Regions from separate parts of the Homo sapiens genome. Here region 1 is linked to region 2. Evidence: read pairs that join two places in POLR2A ChIA-PET (ENCODE). Cell type or tissue: MCF 10A. All regions are shown on one strand.

What was found. ChIA-PET counts read pairs that join two places held together with the same protein. Peaks named below come from ENCODE experiments on the same cell type or tissue, not always from the same donor. Only the 100,000 strongest peaks of a DNase experiment are listed, where the experiment ranks them.
Region 1: POLR2A ChIA-PET joins it to region 2 with 6 read pairs; 3 of 35 experiments call an interaction of 5 or more read pairs at or near these places.

The regions. Positions count from the first base shown.
Region 1 is chr10:93,490,013-93,492,512 of GRCh38, forward strand. No RefSeq gene overlaps it. Among named protein-coding and RNA genes, the nearest start is that of CEP55, 5.3 kb to the right of the region's middle. In MCF 10A, no CTCF peak of the experiment used is centred here; no DNase peak of the experiment used is centred here.
Region 2 is chr10:93,334,059-93,336,558 of GRCh38, forward strand. MYOF (myoferlin) reads right to left here. Exons shown (of 54, transcript NM_013451.4): 41 at 1,863-1,988. Among named protein-coding and RNA genes, the nearest start is that of MYOF, 150 kb to the right of the region's middle. RefSeq lists an enhancer at 1-1,053. In MCF 10A, no CTCF peak of the experiment used is centred here; a DNase peak (open chromatin) is centred at 1,063.

The DNA.
Region 1 (2,500 bases), 160 kb after region 2:
TAGCTATGAATGAAAGCCAGGTGGCCTCTCCTGCAGCAGGAGAACTGGGAAAGCTCAGGCCCAGCACCAGAACTTAGTCACAAAAGACGACAAGCTCCAAGGAAGATTGAACCCCCAACCGAGACAAGTTGACTCTGATAAGATCAAGGCTCTGCTTGGGGAAGGACTGGGACCCTGATACATAGGATGGGGATATCTGGTTGATGTCCTTGAGAATCTTAAATCCCCAAATTTCTCTGAGCCCTCTGAGCCTGGGGGAGCTCAGATTAAAGACAAGCACCACTCCACCTTGCTTGGAGATGATGTGAAGGCCTCCCCCCTGCAAGACACCTTGTTCTTTTCTCAGGATCTGCGAAGGCCTCCCACCCCGGCCGTTACCAATATCTACGGTTAAGTCCTAACAACATATTGCTGCCTGGGATGTGCTAGGCCTGCCTGCTGAAGACAGAAAGGGGACACCCCTTGAACAAACTGCAGGACACAACCAATTGGACTGGCAGAAGCTGGAAGAGTTCACATGGGGCTGGATTCTAAGTGTGCTGTGTCGAAGGGCAGTGCAGAACACAAATTTGGATAAAAGAGAGTTGACCAGTATGGGTGCGCTCCCCCAAGATGCTGATTTCATATGCCGCAAGGCCCCCAGAGATGGTGCAAACGCACTACTAAGGTGGCTCCTAGGAACATGAGAAAAGCAATGGCCCATCTTAAGTTAAGAAGAAATACCTGTACTGCCCTAACAAAATGGAGGCACAGAAGTGACAAAAAACTTGAGCCAGGATTCAAACCTAGTGTCTTCCGAGTCAAACTCCCTTCCCAGCTTCACCTCAGCTGAGATCTCATATTTCTGTTTCATTGTTTCTTACCTGTCTCAAGTAAACTCAAGCATTAATCTAGGTGAGTGGCCTTACACTTGCCCTGGAACAGTGAGACAAAAGAGATGGAGAAAGAGGAATGTGAGAGGAAGAGAAGGGAGACTCAGCAAAAAATCTAGATGTGAAGAGCAAAGTGCTGGGGTAGCAAAGAGGATTTAGTGGAAGAGAAATGAAGATAGATTCGTAACATCTTATTCCAATTCCAGTTTTACAGAATCTTAGGTATTACCTAACAGCATTTTTCAAATTGGCATGCACAGAAGGGTCCATTGTTTCAGTTGATAACCAAAGTGCTTTTTAGAGCTAAAATACTATTTTTGGTGGCTTAATTACAGGGCTTCTCACAGTGGAAGACACTATCTTTAAATAACTTAATATATAGTATATTTGAATTTCATTCCTTTAAGAAAGTGCTTGGCAGCAACTGAGTCCACGTAGAGGGCAGGAGGAGATAAATTATTTTATAACATTTGGCACCATCATATTGTCATCATTCAAGGCAACTGGGGGAGCTAAATATAAGATAGGAATTAATCTGACTTCTCTAAGAAGATATTAATATATTTTCTAAAATCAACCTAGAAAAAATAGAACAGGCAAAAGTGGAATAATTTTAAGCCTTGTGCTCACCTTTACAGAAACAATAATTCTTCATCAAAATGTCTGATAGACAAATGGCTCCCAGCTGTTCTTCTGGAAGAGCCCTCATTCATTCACGCACATATGCACCTTATTCAGCTAATACTTATTAAACGCTACTTGGTGCCAGGCACAATGCTAACTACAAAAATGAATAGGACACATTTCTGCTCTGCAAGAAGCTCACAGATAATTGTAGCATCATGTGGTGAGGGCAATGATAGAAAGAGATAAACTGAAGAGATAGGTATCTGTAGGGCAGGGGAGGGCAAGCATGGTAGGCTCCCTGGAGGAGGTGACAGCTGAAAACTGGACTGAATCTTAATGGTTGGATTGATATGTGTGTATGTGTGTGTGCCTGACTGTATGATCTGAAATAGAGTTAAATACATATGGTGAACATTTGGAACCCCAAGACATTCCACACTGGTGGAACATCATGTATGACATAAAACAGTCAAGCACTGAGCCTAGGCAGGCAGGCAGTTACCAGCTCAGAGAGCCTTATTTGCTCAGTAACATCTACTGAGTACTCACTACGTGCCAAACACTATCCTAAGCATTTTTTCTCATTGAAACCTTCCACCACCCTACCCTGTGAAGTCCCTGCTATGGTAGGATCCCCATTCTACAGACGAAAAAGCTGAGGCCTGGTTTGGCTAAGCACCTTGCCTAGGTTCTCACGGTAAGTAAAGCCAGGATCTGAATGCAGGCAGTCTTTTTCCAGAGTCCGTGCTCTTCATTCTTACACATACCTCATGGTGACAGGGACCTATTGGAGATGTATTTTTCAGCAGGGAAGTGGAGCGATTGGATTGCCTATTAATACCCTGGTTACAAATGAAATGTTTTAGTTACCATGCAGACTTAAATTTTAATAGGAGCTAAAATAGGCCAGGCTCAGTGGATCATGCCTATAATCCCAGCACTTTGGGAGGCCAAGGTGGAAAGATTGCTTGAGGCCAGGCCAGGAGGATTGCTTGAAGAAG
Region 2 (2,500 bases):
ATATTTCCAGTAGGGAAAGTGAAATGATTCTCAAGTAATTATTTGAGAGCTCACAGGGGAGAAGAGAGGGCAGAGCAGAAACTGGGAGTCAAGAGGAGAACATGGGCCAGTGTGATGGAGGAGGTGGTGGTGAGAAAGAGTGAAATACTGCACATTCTTTGAAGATAGGAATAACAATAATTACATTTTAAACCCAACGAAATACCAACAGTGATTCCGCTTTTCCTGTAGCACCTCTGTACTCCACCTCCCACTCCCAGGCAAACTCCTGTTTATCTTTCAAATCTCAGCTGAAAGGTGTCACTTCCTCCAGGAAACCTCCCTGACTGCTCCTGGGCTTGGTATGTCCTCTGGGTGCTCTCATCCAACCCCATACTCACCCCTGGCACAGCACTGGCCTCTGCATTGAGATAATCTATTTATTCTCTAGATCCTTCATTAGACTGTGGGCTTCTAGAGACGGGTGAGGGGAGCATAAAGTCTTGTTCATCACCCTATCTCCAGGGCCTAACACAGGACTAGGCATATAGTAACGCCACAAAAATTGTATTTTGAAGGAGCGAGCCAACAAGACCTGCTGGAGAGGCCACATATTTTGCCTTAAAACCAGGAGAAAGCACTGAAGCCGGATTCAGAACATACAGGTCTTAGTTCCAGTGGTCTTTATTCAGTCAAGCAGCATGGAATAAGCACCTACTATGTGCCAGGTACTAGGGACCCACAAAAGAACTCAAAGACTCCCGTCTGGCACAGCGATGTTCAGTAGGGTTGGCTCTTGTGCCATATGTGATTGCTTGGTGGGAGGCTGTACTGAGAAGGATTTGAGACCACACATCAGGCATCATCCTCTCGTCCCTTAGCAATGTCTGCTACAGGCAAAGGATTATAAAGCAGCAGCAGCACATCTGCCATGACTTTGCCAAGCGTGGTTGCAGGGAGGGGCAATTATAAAGCAGATACTTTCCATGTGTAAGATGCTTTCATGGAGGCATGAACCCAGACCTGTGGGAGCCCAGAGCAGGAGTGAGTCACGCTGCCCGAAGCAATCAGGGAACACTTGACAAAGAGAGTGACATTTGAGCTGGCGCTTAAAAGAATGAGTAGGACTTCGTCAGACCACAAAGCAGGTAGAAAGGGCACCCAGGGAAGGAAGAAGAGCCTGTCCCAAGCCTCCGACTTATTGAGAGGACAAGGTGTGTCCGGGGCTTGGGCGAGGCTCTCCCAGGCAGGAGGGTGGAGTGTGTGAGGGGGAGGGAGGCAGGGGACCATGTAGCTTGGGAAAGACTGGCTCTGCCTTTGAAAGGAGTTGCGACTTGACTGTGAAAACCCAAGCAAAGCCTTTCAGTAGTCCAGAGAGAAGATCAGATTTGGTTGCATGGAGGCTGGAGAGGAGTGTGACGAGAAAGGTGACAAGGACTGTCAAGTGAGAAGTTGTCACGATGATCCTGCTGAAAGCATGGTAGGGGCAGTAGGATGAAGAGAGGAACTAGATCTTGGAGAGACTGTATCTTAGGATTCAAGGCTGCTTGGCGTGAGCAGGGAGGCAGGAAGAGATGCGGAGATGGCTCAGTCAAGGCTGCTTGGCGTGAGCAGGGAGGCAGGAAGAGATGCGGAGATGGCTCGAGTGCTCTGGCCCCCCTCCCCCTTTTCCTTTCTGGCACCTTCCAGCATCCCTCAGAGGCTGCAGGATGTGCCCCTACCTAGACCCTGGTTGTCCTTTATCCTAGGCCTATATAGAAAATGCCAGCATCCCTCAGAGGCTGCAGGATGTGCCCCTCCCTAGAGCCTGGTTGTCCTTTATTCTAGGCCTATATAGAAAATGAAGGTGGATTTTAAACGGGACCAACACACATCTTACTCACCTTAAACTCTCCAACCACAGAAGGATCTTCATTTTCATCCGACTTGCCTCGGTACAACTTGAACGTATCTGAGAAGTCTGTCAGGCCCTCAAATTCTGCTACATTTTCTAGTTCACAATTATATATCTGAAAACCACCAACAGAGTCTTAATTTCTCATTAAAATGCAGGTAAGGTCTAAAATCAAAAGGGCTGACAGTATCAAGTGGGCCTGAGGTTGTGGATGGGGCGACCGGAACTCCCAAATCGCTGGCGGGAGTGTAGACAGATACAACCACTTTGGAAAATGTCTGGTAGTTTCTTTTGGAGTTAAGTAGCCACCTATTCTATGATCTAGAGATTGCATTCCTAGGCATTTACTGATGACAAGTGAAAACACGTACACATGGTAGAAGAATGTTCACAGCAGCTTCATTATCAGGAGAATGGAAAAATAACTTGTGGCATATCCACACAATGGAATACTACTCAGCAATGACAAGGGAAAAACTATGAATACACACAACCACATGATGAGTCTCAAAACTACAACGTGGGGATAAAAGGCCAGACACACAAAACATAAATCATACAAGTCCATTTAGAGCAAGTGTAAAATCAGGCAAAATCAGTTTGTGGTGAGAGAAATCCAATCAGTTG